2 separate regions of the Homo sapiens genome follow, and region 1 is linked to region 2. A link is a loop called in an ENCODE intact Hi-C map of the cell type or tissue named here. Cell type or tissue: IMR-90. All regions are shown on one strand. Each heading gives the region's core, and the rest is flanking DNA. Links, peaks and the distances in the headings are about the cores only.

What was found. Peaks named below come from ENCODE experiments on the same cell type or tissue, not always from the same donor. Only the 100,000 strongest peaks of a DNase experiment are listed, where the experiment ranks them.
Region 1: it touches region 2 in a loop (4-fold over the local background); 13 of 110 quality-filtered maps call a loop at or near these places.

What each region holds. Positions count from the first base shown.
Region 1 is chr18:68,920,569-68,928,562 of GRCh38, forward strand. All of the region lies in intron 6 of CCDC102B (coiled-coil domain containing 102B), which reads left to right. Among named protein-coding and RNA genes, the nearest start is that of CCDC102B, 130 kb to the left of the region's middle. In IMR-90, for the core only: a CTCF peak has its summit at 4,895; no DNase peak of the experiment used is centred there.
Region 2 is chr18:70,069,591-70,077,584 of GRCh38, forward strand. RTTN (rotatin) reads right to left here. Exons shown (of 49, transcript NM_173630.4): 33 at 5,762-5,951; 34 at 4,316-4,404. Among named protein-coding and RNA genes, the nearest start is that of CD226, 130 kb to the left of the region's middle. RefSeq lists a silencer at 3,063-3,357. In IMR-90, for the core only: a CTCF peak has its summit at 3,292; no DNase peak of the experiment used is centred there.

The DNA of each region.
Region 1 (7,994 bases), core at 3,357-5,856, 1.1 Mb before region 2:
AGGCACTTCTCACACTGCTATGAAGAAATACCTGAGACTGGGTAATTTATAAAAGAAAAAGATTTAATTGACTCAGTTCTGCATTGCTGGGGAGGCCTCAGGAAACTTACAATCATGGAGGAAGGCAAAGGAGAAGCAGGCACCTTTCTCACAGGGCAGCAGGACAGAGTAAATGCTGAGTGAAGGTGGAAACCGCTTATAAAATCATGAACTCACTCAGTATCACAAGGACCACATAGGGGAAACTGACCTCATGATTCAACCTGTTCTCCCTTTTGGCACGTGGGAATTATGGGGTTTATGAGGGTTATAATTCAAGATGAGATTCTGGGTGAGGACACAGCCAAACCATATCAGCAGGGCTGGTTTCCTTTTGCCAAGTTTCAAGCAGTGGTATATGGGCCAAAGATGGCTCCACATGCCAAAGGTGGCATAAGGGCTCCAAATGTTCTCCTCATCCAGAGATGAGATGTTGTAAAAGTGTCATGCCCTGGTCACCTTCACCTACTTAGTTATGAACAGGACTAGCTACTTCAGAGGTGCCCTCAGCAGTGATACACAGAAACGTTTAAGGCCTCTTCCAATATTCTAGCCTTAGTCCTTGATATGGTTTGGCTGTATCCCCACCCAAATCTCATCCTGAATTCCCACGTGTGGTGGGAGGGACCCAGTAGGAGGTAATTGAATCACGGAGGCAAGTCTTTCCTGTGCTGTTCTTATAATAGTGAATAAGTTTCATGAGATATGATGGTTTTTAAAAAGAGGAGTTTCCCCACACAAGCTCTCTCTCTTTGCCTGATTAACTGTATGTCTATGGTAGGCAGAATAATGGTTTCCAAAGCTATCCAAATTTTAGTCACTGGAACTGTCAGTGTGTTACTTATATGTCAAAAAGAGTTTTGCAGGTGGAAAGAAGGCTGCTAATCAGTTAACATCGCATATATAGATTACCCTACATTATCTCCATGGGGCCAGTGTAATCACAAGGGTCCTTAAATATAGAAAATTAAGGCAATCGAGTTGGCAGTAGAATAAGCAGGACTTGACCTGCCATTGCTGGCTTTGAAGATAGAGAAGCGAGCACAAGCCAAGGATTTCAGGCAGGCTCTAAGAGCAGAGAAAGGCCTCTGCTTGACAGCCAGCAAAGAAATGGGGAGCGTAATCCTACAAACACAAGGGACTAACTCTGCCACAGCTTGAATGATCAAAGAAGCAAATCTCCTGTAGAGCCTATTAAAATATTGCAATTGTAGCCACGTGAGAGCTATGTCAGGCTTCTGACCTCCAGAATTCCAAGATAATAAATTTGTATTGTTTAAACCATTGTTAGTCATAATTTGTTACAGCAACAACTAACACAACACCACTACTCTTGGGACTTGGATTTGATGCTCTGATAGGGACTGGGTCCGATTTCATTCAGTTTGTCTCATACAACACTTGATTAGTGCTATTATCAACAGAATTCTGATCAGCAGTATGAGGCCAATCAGCAATATTGATCTCAGCCATGCACACCAGAATCCTGCACTCAGCCTATTGAATAAGCCCCCAGAAGAAGTAGTGTGTCTTATTTCAGATAATCATTCATTTTCACTTCTCATCTTATGGCTCATATGCACTGCTCCACCTGAACAGTGTTAATTAAGACAGCAGAAATTGTTGATGACTACATATCTTTCTCCTTGTTGAGCCAAGATGTAGATTATGGGTTGTTAATTGCAACTCATACAAGAATTGCTGATATACGGCTTATGCTGTCTCAGAGGGGACACAGGTTACCCTAGTTTGGAAATTGTTGAACTTGTTTTGGATCAGTATTATGTTGATTTGTTTAGGCCTCAAGAACAGAATCACCACATATTTGCAGATTCAATAGCCATGCATACATAACTGAAGGCCAGTTGGGAGTCAGAAGCAGCACTTGAATTTTTATCAGTTCAAATGAAACAAGGTTGTCCAGTCTGTGCGTTTGTGCATGCACAAGACAAGTCTGCATTCATGAGCTGTGGTTGATGATAAAAGGCCCAGCAGGTCCAGCCATGCCTGCTGCTTGACTCAGGTGGATCTCTCTCCCCATGCCTTCTGAAGCCTCAGGTGTTCCCTCTTTAGTTGTTGCGGTTTCTTCTCTCCCAGGTTGCTACTCTGTTTTTATAAACCCATTCCTCACCTGTACCCAGAGATTTTGTCCAGGTGAGTCCGGTTTCATGGAGCAGGGACACAAATAAGGTTCCCATTGGGGGAAAGGATATTTATTGAGCACCTATTATAAGCCAGCTGCTCATACTTGCTATGTGGGTTTACCTTAACTATAATCTTGGGTATAAATTTTATTATTGATATTTTACAAACATGGAAGTTGCCAGAAAGGCTTAGTGACTTGCTCAAGTCTGACATTACTTAGCCTTCTGATCTCTGTTGCCTTTTTAGATGGCTTGCAATAAAAAAAATTCAATATATTACATTGAATGGGTCAATGTGATTCAAAAGCCCCTGTTTCCTCCTTTATATTATACTGCCTTCTACTCCAAAAAAGGACATGGAGAATCTCTGTTAAATGAAAACATATAAATATAAACATACAGAAACATACACATACAGTTTTTTTTTTACCATTCTGTCCTGTTTTAATAAAAACAGGGAATCATTTAGCAATTTATGTAACTCCCAAGAAAATTTTTCCAGGCACAAATATAGGTACTTAGTGTGTATACAAAAAATGTATATGAAATGTACATTTATTGTACACTACAGAAATCAGGCTATACAAAAATGTATATATGTATTTTTATATATTTGTAATAAAATACCTATGCAAACTATACAGTGTGTATGACACCAACATAATTATTTTACTGAAATCAATTTAATAAATAATATTATTATTTAATACTAAAATAACTGCCACGAATTGAGCACATAGTATGTGCAATGCCTTGTGCTATGTATGGTGTGAATATGACATCATAAAAAGTTAGCTGATAGGTATTTTATCACCCCCATTTTGTAGATGAGACACCTGAAATCCTATGAGAATATGTAACAAGAAGCAAGTATTCAAACACAGGTTCACACTAAAGAGTGAAGAAAAGCATTGTTTGAATATTGCCTTCCTGTGAGCCAGAAATTAAAGAGAGTTAGTGGCGACCTTGGTAACAGAATTGCATTAAGCTTGTTGTCTTTATATCACCTAGAAAACAACATCACACATGAGTAGTCACCAACACAGATCACATTCCATCTGAGACATGGTTAGCCTGCATTTGCAGCTAAGAGGTTCATAATAATGAATATATGGATCCTATGGGAAATGGTTTTAAATTACCAACTATGCAAGGGATCTGTGGCCATCATCAGCAAAACTTGCTGCTTGTCCCACAGCTATTATACTTTCCTGAAATGCCTGTTTCATTCTATGTTTATGGCTGTAAGTAGCATCATTAGCAACCAAGGAACTCTCGTAGGATTAAAGTTTCTGAACTGCCTATGTTACTACAATATGTCTTAAAACTTCTGATGCTGTGGTACAGTCTCTGCGTCTCAGCCCCCTTTTCCCTTCTTCCCCCCCAAAACTTATCAGATCTCTATTTTTAGGTACCCATTGGTTACATTTTCCTTATACACCTAATATGGTTAGGCTTTGTGTCCCCACCCACATCTCATCTTAAATTGTAATCCCCATAATCCCATGTGTCAAGGGAGAAACCAGGTGGAGGTAATTGAATCATGAGGGCAGTTTCCCCCATGCTGCTCTTGTGATAGTGGGTGAGTTCTCACGAGATCTGATGGTTTAATAAGGGGCTTTTCCCCCTACCTCCACCATACTTCTTCCTGCCACCTTGTGAAGACGGTGTCTTGCTTCCTCTCTGCCTTCTGCCATAATTGTAAGTTTCCTGAGGTCTCCCCAGCTATGCTGAACTGTGAGTCAATTAAACCTCTTTCCTTTATAAATTACCCAGTCTCAGGCAGTTCTTTATAACAGTATGAAAATGGACTAATAAACACCCATTTACACCCAGATTTGGTTGGATGTATCAACAAAAGTGCAACATTGAAATCCTCTGGATGCTCAGCTTTTCAGAAGAATTTCTATGTGAGGGGAGATAGGTAGTTCAGGGGACTTATCAATAGGCCTGAACAATTGTTCCCTGACATGGACTCCCACCGTCTGCACACAAGCCCATGCTGGTCCTCACTTCAAGGTTCTTGTTAAGCACTGAAGAAATAAATTATCCTCTTGATCCCTTTGAGATTAGCTGAGTTGTACAAACACTTATGCCAAATGCTTCTCAAATTTTAGTGGGTTACCAGAGTCCCAGGGGGCTAGTTAAAATACTGTTTACCAGTGCCCACCCCCAGATTTGCTGATTGGGCAAGTCTGTGACAGGCCTAAGTATCTGCATCTCTCACAAGTTCCCAGCTGACACTAATGCTGCTGGCCAACAAACCACACCTTAGGGGCTACTGCTATGCACTAAGGCACTCAGAAAGGATGCATGGAAGAACCAATGTTCTCAAAAACGACAGCCCTCCAATTATGCTATGGAAAAGCATTCTACCAGGTCTTCCTATCCTACCACCATCTACAACTTCTCTGACAAAATGTATTACAAAATATATAGAAATATGTATAAAACTATTCTTCGTTAGTTCTCAAACCTAGCTTCATATTAGTATCAGTTGGAGAGATGATTCAGAAATACTCAGTCAGATACCACTCCCCAGAGTCTGATAAATCAATCTGGCTTGCTGTGATGGTATCAGCACCTTTTTTGGTGACTCCTGTTTCCAGGTGATTCAAATATACAGACGGGGCTAGAACCACAGCACACCCAAAAGGGGAGGCCTGAGTCTGTTCATTACTTTTCTCTCCTTGTCATGTCCTCCACTGAGGGGTAGGGGGTGACATCAGATTAGAAAAAGGAAGCACCAAGTCAGCAAATTAGTTTTGCCTTTCCTTTTCTCAGTTTCTATTTATGACATTTTGGCCACAAAGCCTGCTTTGTGGTAGCAACACCTCTTTATTCTTATTTTAGGAGTACCTACTATGGGTCAATGCTTTAAGCTATAACATAAGTTGTTTCATTTTGTACTTATAGGTGGTTACTAATTCAGATGAGCAGTATTAATTTTTTAAAAGTGGAAGATGTTATTTTCAGCCAGTAGATGTTTGGGAAGATATCAGCTGTTTTATAAGGGTACATGCCAATGATGATTCTGCCTGATGAATCATCAAAAAGCCCCCTGATGAACATTCAGTCATTAACACCAATACAATAGACAGTTCTAATAAGCAGTTATTTTGAGGAGTATATTATCAATATATATCTCTGAGACATTTTTTAAAGAAAACAATAAAACAACCTCTTACTTGACACTTTTGTTTTTTATAAACAAATCAAGACAAATATTCTGATCAATATTTATACATTTTGGAGTTTTCTCCACCAGGGATAATAAATTAGCAAAATATTAAAAATTGGAATTAGGATGAAAACAAAGGAAGCCAAGATGGATAGATAATGGCTTTTGCTAACATGCAGTAGGAAAGTTAATGGAATATTTCATGATTCTTTCTTAAATATTTGATGTAATAGTGTAACAATAAATATTTTTCAATATGCAAGAACAAGAAAAGTTTTGCAACTTGAAAGTATTTAGAAATATTTATACATTCTATCTGTAACTAAGATTTAATCAAATATAGTTTAATCAAATATAATCTCAATATTTATAATTTTTTAATGACTACTTCTGCCTTTAAAAAAGCTAAATTGTCTATTATGTTTTTGCAGAAGCATTGATGAATCAGTTTATGAAATAAAATACCTATAATGATTTTTAAAAATCCATTAGAGTTGAAATTTTCTATTATCTTTTTTCATTGACTTAGTATGTACTCTTATAATTTTATAAAAAGGTATTTTATAGGAGGCAGAAGCTAAATGGAATATAATTCTCTTTTAGAAACACCTGCAATAGACATAATTGTTCAATTGACTTGAAGTTAAGGGATGTCTGATTGTTATTTCACGTATATTAAAAGTCATGAATGACAGTGACATTAAGCTATCTCCAAAGTCACTATTGCCATTATATCCACAAATGATTTTTATTATTAAAGTTCATTATGTAATGAATATCTTTGTGTCACTGCCCTTTTTGTAACGTATATTTGTGAAGTTAGAATTCACTTTTGAAATGGTTTTCCTTCCAGGGTGTGTTCACATTTGATTTATGTTCATCATCATTCTTTATGGAATATATTGATTTAATGAAGCACCATATAGATGATTTGTTTCTAAATAAAGATTTACAAATGTTTACCCTAAGCACTAAATGGGAAAATCAGGTATACGTTAATTAGGATAGATAAAAATGTTAGCTGATTAGATTTTTACAAGTCAGATAATATTCTTTAGTCAATATCTTATACAAAGCCTATACGATAAATGAGCCAAAAGTTAGTTTGTTTGAAACTTTGATTGTGAATTCTACCTGGAAATATTTGAGTCTGTGGTAAATGGAGTAAGCATGTGTAACGGAAAGTAGTTATGGTGCAGGAGAAAGACTGTGAGCTTCAGAGTCAGATGTAGATGTAGATGGGCTCCATAATCTGGAAATAATTTTTAACCTCATTAAGTTCCAGAATTTTTTAAATTAAATGTCCTCATAAGAATATTGTAAAAATTGAATAAGATCATGCATATAACACATTCATAATGCTCGACATATGAAAGTCATCTTCAATTAAGCATTTATCCATTTATTCAACAAATATCTTGTGAGCAGCTACAATGCAAGGGCAATCTGGTAGATAGAGGATACCATTTTAATCAGATAAATTTAGTTTCTGTCCCGTAGAGTGTAGACCTAACAGTCAATAGTTTTTACCTCCCCTGTTTTCTGTCTTCATACGCTGTTCTGTTTTATTCATTATATGACATTATATTGGGTAGAAATTTCCCTACCTGGGAAGACGCCAAATAATTCCTAGAAATGACATTGATTGATTTAAATTTCAACAATTATGCATGATATAATATTGATAGTTAATAGCCCATAAGTTAACTAGGCTTTTTTGAAAATCAAATAGTAGCTAATACTTTCCCCACTTCTGGGGATATAATACTAACCAAGACAGAAATTACCCAATGCACTGTGAAGTTCATTGGAGAAGAGGGGTCTTACATATTGCAGATAGTTGAGTGACCAGTATCTAGGGAGAGAAAGGAGGGAGAGCTGCTTGTGTAACTAGGTATAAGTGGTGCTTTTTACAGAGGTAAATGAGATTGGTACACTGAAAGAGCAATGGATTTTTTACAGGGAGTGTTTGTTTTGGTGGAAACATCTATTCAGTCATCTTCAGATGGGTCTGATTTGAAGCACACAAAACGTTTAACTTACAGACACTGGGCAGTTAGATGATAGTCAAGCACTTGAAGTTGGGATTTGGTATGAATTTGGACTCCATCTGTTAGAGGTGTGAACTTGAGCTCCTCTCTTTTCTAAGCCTCATTTTCCTCATTTGTAAAGTGGTGATTATACTGTATTCAAAGGATTAATAGATAAATTAGTGAAAGCTCTTAATCTCAATATTGGCTCACACTAAGAACTCAACACATTTCAGTTATTAAGTTACGGTTTCGAGTACTATACGGATCAGGACATTGGAGACATCGCCTGGATTATCAGCATGGATTTCAGAATCCTAGACCCACAGGTGGCAAACAATCTTATGGGAAGGCAAAAGGCTATTGACAGTGAAGGAAGAACAAATACGAGACTCATCCTTATCCCTAGAAATTACAGTTGATAATTAGAGAGGCAGAGCTGGCAAACGAAGCTGAGGAGGATCATCAAAAGGAAAAGGAGAAAAGCAGAAGAATGGGATAAGGCTTGAAAAACACTGAGTGCAGGAGGAGGACGTGGCTACCTCTGTCAAGCCATGCCAGATGATAAAATGAAGAATAAAAGGCATGCTTTGGATTTAT
Region 2 (7,994 bases), core at 1,875-4,374:
AATGCATCAATGTACAAAAATGATTTTCTTTGTATCTGCCTTACAGAAGCAAGTGATTTCACTAGACACTTTAACTTTTTTTGAAAGTTAATTCAGAACTTGAATATTGTATTTGCCAAAATGATCTTGTAATAGTTCCATCAACTTCCCTCAAAAGCAGTACTGGTGCCAAAAAAGTTTATTTAATTGTTTTTAAAAAGGTACAAAGGGAGAAAATAAGGATTGTAGTGTGAAAAAAATAAAGTACAAGTCTAGCCACATTTTGAAAACATGGAAAAATATAAGATATGAAGGGTTTCTAAGAGATTCTAAGCTTCATGTGTTCATTTTAATAAATAATACCTTTCTCTATATGCCCAGGAGCAGGAAAGCTTTGGCATGCTTCTCAATTTGTAATCATTAATTCTAACCAAATTATAACAAGAAGTTTAAATTATTTCAACTAATAGATTCATAATTCAAATGGATTATGTACAATATATGTAAAAAAAAGAAAGCTCAGAAAAGTCCTCTGAAGGAATGAGCAGAAGATGATAGACGATTCTTGCATGTCTAACCAAAGGACCACTTAAAGAGACAGATCATCACCACAACACAGTCACAGTTCCTGTGCCATCCTGTGTGTAATCTAAGAGCACAAATTTCCAAGAGCTTGTCTCACTTGTATTTTCCTCCTAACTAAATATAAGAGGTTGTTAGACTCTGGATAATCCACAGGTAGCTGAAATTTATTTAAACAGAGTATAACATTTTCTTTCTCTCTCCATCATCACACAAACTACCACCTCCTCAAGTTTTCCTGGGGTCACCATGCTGGAGGTATTTGTATGTCCTATCAGTGATGCCTATGTCAAAACTATTTTTCTTTTAGAAAGCCTCTTGGATCCATCCCTGCTTAAACTATCCTCTGTCTACTCTTCCTTCTATAAAACAATTTTAACTACCATCAAATGAGTGTCAATACGTTATTTCTCTCATATCAGTTGTAATGTTTCATGCCATTCCATGCTGCTGAAATATCCTTACATCTTTATCTTTATAGCTCTTATATCTTACCTCTTCAAATCCAAAAGCTGATTCAGCTTTCTTAACTAACTCCTATCTGATTAGTCAGGTCATCAAACTTTAGCTTTCCGTCCCACATTCTACTCCAAACAACCTCTTGCATTTTCTGAATGTTAATGCCTTCAGTACAACACAACTTCATATTTAGTTAGAAAGTCTAAGTATGCTTTATGTTCTCAAGTAGACTTTTGTCATTTGTTAAGTGGTCACTGAATCCTAAGGAATATTTGAATCTTTTCAGTCCCTTGCAAATGTTTGTATGCATATAAAAGAGAAGGGGATAATATTGTAAAGCCCATTTCAGTGGCCACTTCCTACACAAAACCACTTTTCATTTCATCTTTCCCTCTAAAGAAACCTCACTGTCCCTTGACTACACCATCTTTTATGGGATCAATCACATCTGGCCTTAGAGTGAAGGAGGAAGCAAACATACTTCTGGACTCAAAAGAATGGTCTACCAGTTACCATGCTAGGAACTTGAACAAGCATGCACTCCATGGAGTGGGACCTCACTCCATGCCCTAATTTCCTCTTTTGCAAAATAGTAACAATGCTTTTCAGTTGTTTTAAGACTATGAAGTGTAAAAATTCTCTTTAAATGTTTAGAAAAACTAAAATCAGTTTTCTTTAAATCTGTGTTCCAGAAAAAAGTTTGAAAGATCACATATTTCACAAAGAAAGGCTCAAAAAGAAAGGAATTATATTTCCCACATATTTTATTTTGACAATTGATAAATTTAAAAAAATACAGACATAGTTCTGCTCAGGAACAACAGAAGAGACCAAATTTTGGTCATAAAGCTGTTGCTGCACACAGGTGTGTAAGAGGCACAAACAGCTATCCATCTTGGATATAAACGTGATTTCGAGAAGAAAAACACCACCTAATGGCTGCATCCTCCTACCCCAGAGGAGGAGAATATTGAGTTCGATAGAGGCCACTCCTGAGGAAGCATTTACAAGGGCGATGCCCCAAAGCTAACAATGACACTCTGCTTACTCTATCTGCAGTTTATCAAACATACAGGACCCAACAATCCTTACGAAGCTTGCCAAACAACGGAACTAATACACATTAGGTAACAGCATGAAAGTCCCTAACTTGGCATTAACAGCACAAAATGGATAGTAACCCAGGAGAGCATGCTGGATGACATGACCCAAATCAAAAGATGATGCTTTCCTTGGAAAGATAAAATGGAAAAACCAGCCAACTAACCAATAAAGGATTGCATTTTTTCTCAATTCTGAGATAAACAAAACAAAGATATAAATAAGCAGATAAGCTGATTAATAAGATTTACATCCACTCAACTTATACCTCAATTTGTAACTTCAACATTTTTTTATACATAAGAAAGTATGCCTTGGTCGAAGTACTGACAGCTTTGGTTTAAAGTAACACTGGCAGAATGAAAACACTCTCCAGATTTTTCTCCTGTTGGGACAAAGATACACATCATCTTGGGTATGGTAAAGAAAATATAACTAGTAGAATTAGGGTACGAAGACTATTTTTGTAACTAAAAGTCACCCATTCTAAAAGTTGTTTGGAAACCTCCCGAAAAAGAAAGTAAAAAGTAAATTCTGTAAAAATTCTAACAGAATACACTAGCCTTTAGAGAAAATAATAAGAAATAAATTTTACACATATTACAAAATTCTTTTAAAAAAACTGAAAAGATTCCATTGGTATATATTTCTAAAAGTCTGTGTTACATTCAAACACAAACAAGTTAAAGACCTTCACTTTAATTGGGGTGCTTCTTTCTTTAATAATGACTACAATTAATAACATATTTCCAAATTTTCTCAGAAAATCTAGTATTCTAACCTGTAAGATTAAATGTTATTACAAAATAGAGAAATTCAAAAGGTTGATATGCTTTTGCTTTTTGTATTTAGGTTTTCTTGTATAGGATAAATATGACTTCAGTGCTCACCACAAAATAGCTAAGATAACTCAAAGTTAATTAGAGCAATTATTATTTACTGAGTACCTACTAAAAGCAAAAAAACTGAAATATGTACAAAGATTTCAAGGCTAGTCTATAGCCCTTTTGACAAATAGGCTAACAAACAAAATTTACTTTTAAGCACACTTTCATGCTGTCCTTCTGTGAACTAAATAACCAATTAAGACAATTCAGTTTGGCATTTATCATATTACTGCTCTTGTTGAGACAAAGGTACACACTATCTCCACCTTGGAAAGGAAAGCATGACATCTAGTGGAACTCGGGTAATTATCTTACTTTTCCATACAAAGGTCCAATGTAGCACTAAACACAAATACTTCTCTTGAATCTAGGGAAAAAAAGACTTAAAACTGTAGCAAAAAGTATCAGTCTTTTGAGAAACTAGGAGATAGATTAAACATAATCTTTACATTATAATGTCTGTATAATTATTATTCTCATATTATTTTTGTTCCTGGAAACAGGTGTATCAAATCTTTCCCTTCCTGATATGTTGTATAATACACTAATTATTTCAAAAACACTTTAAAATTAAAAGTAACATTTCCCAGTTGAGAATAAATGATTCTGTATGTTTGTAAATAACTGAAACCTAGTATCAATCATTCCTTATAAATACTCAGTGTTTCAAACTTTTCTGCAAAAAAAGCAACTAATGCATGAATGAAAGGGGAAGGAAAGAAGGCATGCAAACAGGCATATATAAATTTCAGGTATTCCAGATAAACTTCTATGTGATGCAAGTATTTAGAAGTGTGTTTAAAGCTGTCAGCACCACACTAGAATCATTTGAATGTTCTTCATATTGCCCTGCCCTTAAGCACAATTTCAGGGTAATCAACCATTTTTAACATGTAGGATTTGTTCTCTTCTAATACTAACGAAAAACATATTTTCACACTTTCGTACTATCAAAAAAGGTAGGAAAGAGAGGTTGAAAATTCTCAACTAAAGGGATATTCAGTGTAGCTATACCGTAGCAAGACACACCCTGGTTCAAACTCCAGTTCTGCTACCTATAGCACTAATGATCACAAAGTTACTTTACTTCAGAGTGGCTTGCGCACACAGAAAAGCAAGATAAGTATCTATAATGTATGACTGATGTGCAGCTTGAATACAATAATTTAGCAAAATTCTGCAGAAAGCACTTCGAATAAATCATAGCTGTTATAACCTTACACTTTGTATTCTTAACTCTCCCACTAGGCAAACTCAAATTTTTTCAGAGATTCAAAATAAAGGACTTATGCATTCTTTGCAAGTACCGTTGTTTCTGAGGTGGAGAGAGAACTTGGATCTCGATCCTGACTTGTCCTAGATGGAGCCCTCCAAAACTTGAATGAGTCATCTAAACCTGCAACAACGAGAAAATTGTTAACATGGACACCCTCCTAGGAACTGTAACAATTAATTAAAAGGGTACGCATTACAGGAAACCAATTCAAAACTAAAGAAAGGAAAAAACTTATATGGATCTGGCTTCTGAGATAGACCACTATTTAAAAAAAAAAAAATCTAAGGAGAGTTTTTTTTTAATGTGCATAAGAATCACTGAGAGCTTGCTAAAGCAGCTGCTTCAGCCCCAGCCCCAGAGGCTCCAATACCCCAGGTCAGAGTGGAAGCCCTGAGTGTTCACTTCTAACAAGTTCACAGAAGATGCCAATGCTGTTAGTTTAAGGGCCATGCTCTAAGTAACTGATCCAGAGAAATCTAAACAATTAAGTGAGTCACTTTTCTAAGAGGGATATTTAAAATGTTCAAAACTTCATCAAATCTCATTTTCTTGATTCTTCCAAGAAGTAAACAGAAAAGTGAATCACACATTCACACTTAATAATTCGGGGATAAAGGAACTTCATGTCTTCAACTTACTCTTAAATGGCTCAAAAAGAGTATATATAGATCATACATATCCGTTTATTTATACACACATACACACACATGTGGCAAGATGTAAATACTGTAAAATGTTAACATTTGAGAATTCTTTTGTACTATTCCTGAAGCTTTTCTGTAAGTTTGAAACTATGGCAAGATTCTAAAAAATTATTATAAAAATGAATTTAAAAATAAAAGCTATTTATATTATTAAATTACTATTTATTACAAGATATAATTATTTTTATGTGCTCAGATCTTATACTTAGCAAATCTACAAGAACCTACAAACAAAAGGAATAAAAAGGTTTCAGGAAAATATTGTGACAAATAAGTAACATACTAAAATAAATAACTTTTTGATACATGAGCAAAATGAATTAGAAAATATAGTGGGAAAAAGTCTCATTCACAAGAAGGATAAAAAAACTGTACATTGCCTAGAAGTGAAAGTTCCAAAAAAGTTTGAGACGTTAACAGAGAAAGAAACTATAAAACTGTACTGATGGGCATAACTTATAAAGTATTAATAAGATGTCAAAAATAATTTCCATGAAGAATTTATAACATAGAAAAATGCTTGCAGAATATTTAGTGAAAGAAGGAAATACAAAAATGTACACAAGATATGAACATAATTACATAAAACAAACAAAGGCTATACAGAGAAAGAAGACGGGAAGAAAATACATCTCTCTGGGTGGTAGAACTGGAAATGAATGTTTTCCCTGTATACTTTCATTTTTCAAATTTTTAAAACAAATATATGTATTTTTAACAGTTTTTACAAGTTACATATTACAAAAATAAAAATACAAAGATATCGTACTTACCATTTAAATCATTGCTTTCTGAATTTCTATCAAAAGCAGAAAAATTCAAATCAAACATACACCGTCCTAGGTAACAATGCTTTACCATCTGATTCAAATGTTCATAAAAATGGCAGTGATATAAAAGAGCCTGAAGGGCAGGTTTTCCAATGAGCGATAGGCCAGAGTCCTCATCATGAACACAGGGACCCTGTAGGAAGAGAGGGAAAGAAGGAGGAGACACTGATTTATCCAACAATTTCCTTAAAAAGATCCATTGTCTCCTCTCGAGGAAACAAATGGGTCCCAGATGCTCCCATCTCCTTCCACTCTGCTTTTGTCCTTACACAGTTATAGCAGCCTGACCTAGGACAAATTATTCCATAATACTCTAGGTCTTTGCTGCCTAAACACCCCCGTGAAGGGACAAAGCTGATCTTTCTCTTGAGGGGCCATTTCATTTAAAATGTTTCTATGGAATGATCAGCTTTAACCAAGAAATCATATACTTGCACCAAAAACACAATAAAAGCAGTATTTTTCAACCTACATATAATAGTAAAATAATAGGTGTTAAAATATATGAAATAAGGTGGTCCATATATTATGTTCAGAATTATTTTTTATACCTATCACTAAGCCAGGTAAAATGAAAAGGTCCATCAATATCCATATGGCAAAATCTGTCACATTACTTCCCACTGAATTAATCCTGACAAGGAAAAAAAACACACACATGTATACATACACACACATGAACTGCCACCAGGAGGCTGAAAAGAATCTGCTATTACACAATTTTTCTCTTTGCATTTTTCCCAAACAATTTTTTGCATTGTGACTTACTACTTTTCCTGGAGTATCTAATAGCAAAAAGCAAGCAATGAGGATTGGTTTGAAGTTTGCAAATAATCCTACCATTAGTTTATAAATATTTCTATTTTCTGGGAAATGATAATAAAGTTAAGATTTCAAAACAGGCCATAAGAGAGAGAAAAATAAAAGATAGCAAACAGAAATCTAAGAGCCAACAGGAAAGATACGTTCAAAACATATTGCAAGTTGACCTTTAACCATAAGATTTGTATGTGTGTCTGTTCTCTCACCCTCCCCATCACCAAAAGAAGATGGATATTTTAACTTACTCTTCAGGAAGACAAAGGAATTCACAAGTTAAAGGCACGATTACACTAACAAGGTTATTTCTATTAACACTTCTTTTTAAGGACATTTATATACATCATTATAATTAAACCTCTTCAATATTCAATGTCTTTTATGACTATGAAGTTGTTACTGCTGTGTTGTAATAAATCTACCAACACTGTGAGCTTACTCGTCCTAAACAGAGCAATTTATATAAGAAATAAGACTACTGTAATGAACAGCCAGCACATGGTGGTCACTGTCGTTATTTTAAATGCAGAGGTCTAGAAGAATCAGGTAAAATAGAGAGTAATACAAAGTGAATGGGGTTATGTGGCTCCTGTTTATTAACCAAGGTATATGTTACAGGTACTGGCGCCCTTTAATACATTACCTTATTTTATTATATAGAATGAAGTATTCACCCAAAATCACAGTCAATCTTAACATTCACAGCTTCAAGAAATTCTATCTTTTAAGCAAGTTATAACATACTTAAACGTACAAAACACGCCAAACACCCAAGAGATTTGCAATAAACTGCTTAACATCACAAATTAGAGTCCTCATTATAATAATATAGGGAAGGAATTAACAAATAAGACAAGAATTGTAGAGGGTTTACTAGCTTCACTCCATCTAAAAAATTCAATAAATCAAAAGTGATTAATCAAAGTTGTACAAAAACTAGTTTTCAAAATATATTTTATAATGATACAAAGAACCACTTAAAAATATTTTGCCATACAGATTATATAAAATTATGCAATTTTTCATATTTTTGCAAAATTATGTCTACATGAATGCTTCCTCTATCAGTTACCACAACCCAAAATTCACAAACCTTTAATGAAAATAGAGAAGAGAATGTAAACTGTATAAATCTTAAAAACAGAAAAAAATGACATCTACAGCTCTTTGAGAGATCTTAAATCTGCTGATTCTTTATTCTGTTCAAGGCCTACTGAGGCTGATGGCCATACCAACTGTTAGGAAGACAAGAGTTACAAACCCACTGTCTTCTAAAATCTAACATTTCTTTAGTTTTTAAGTATTTTAGAAGTGAGAAGTTACACATGTAAATATGGTATTAGAACTCTTGCAATTA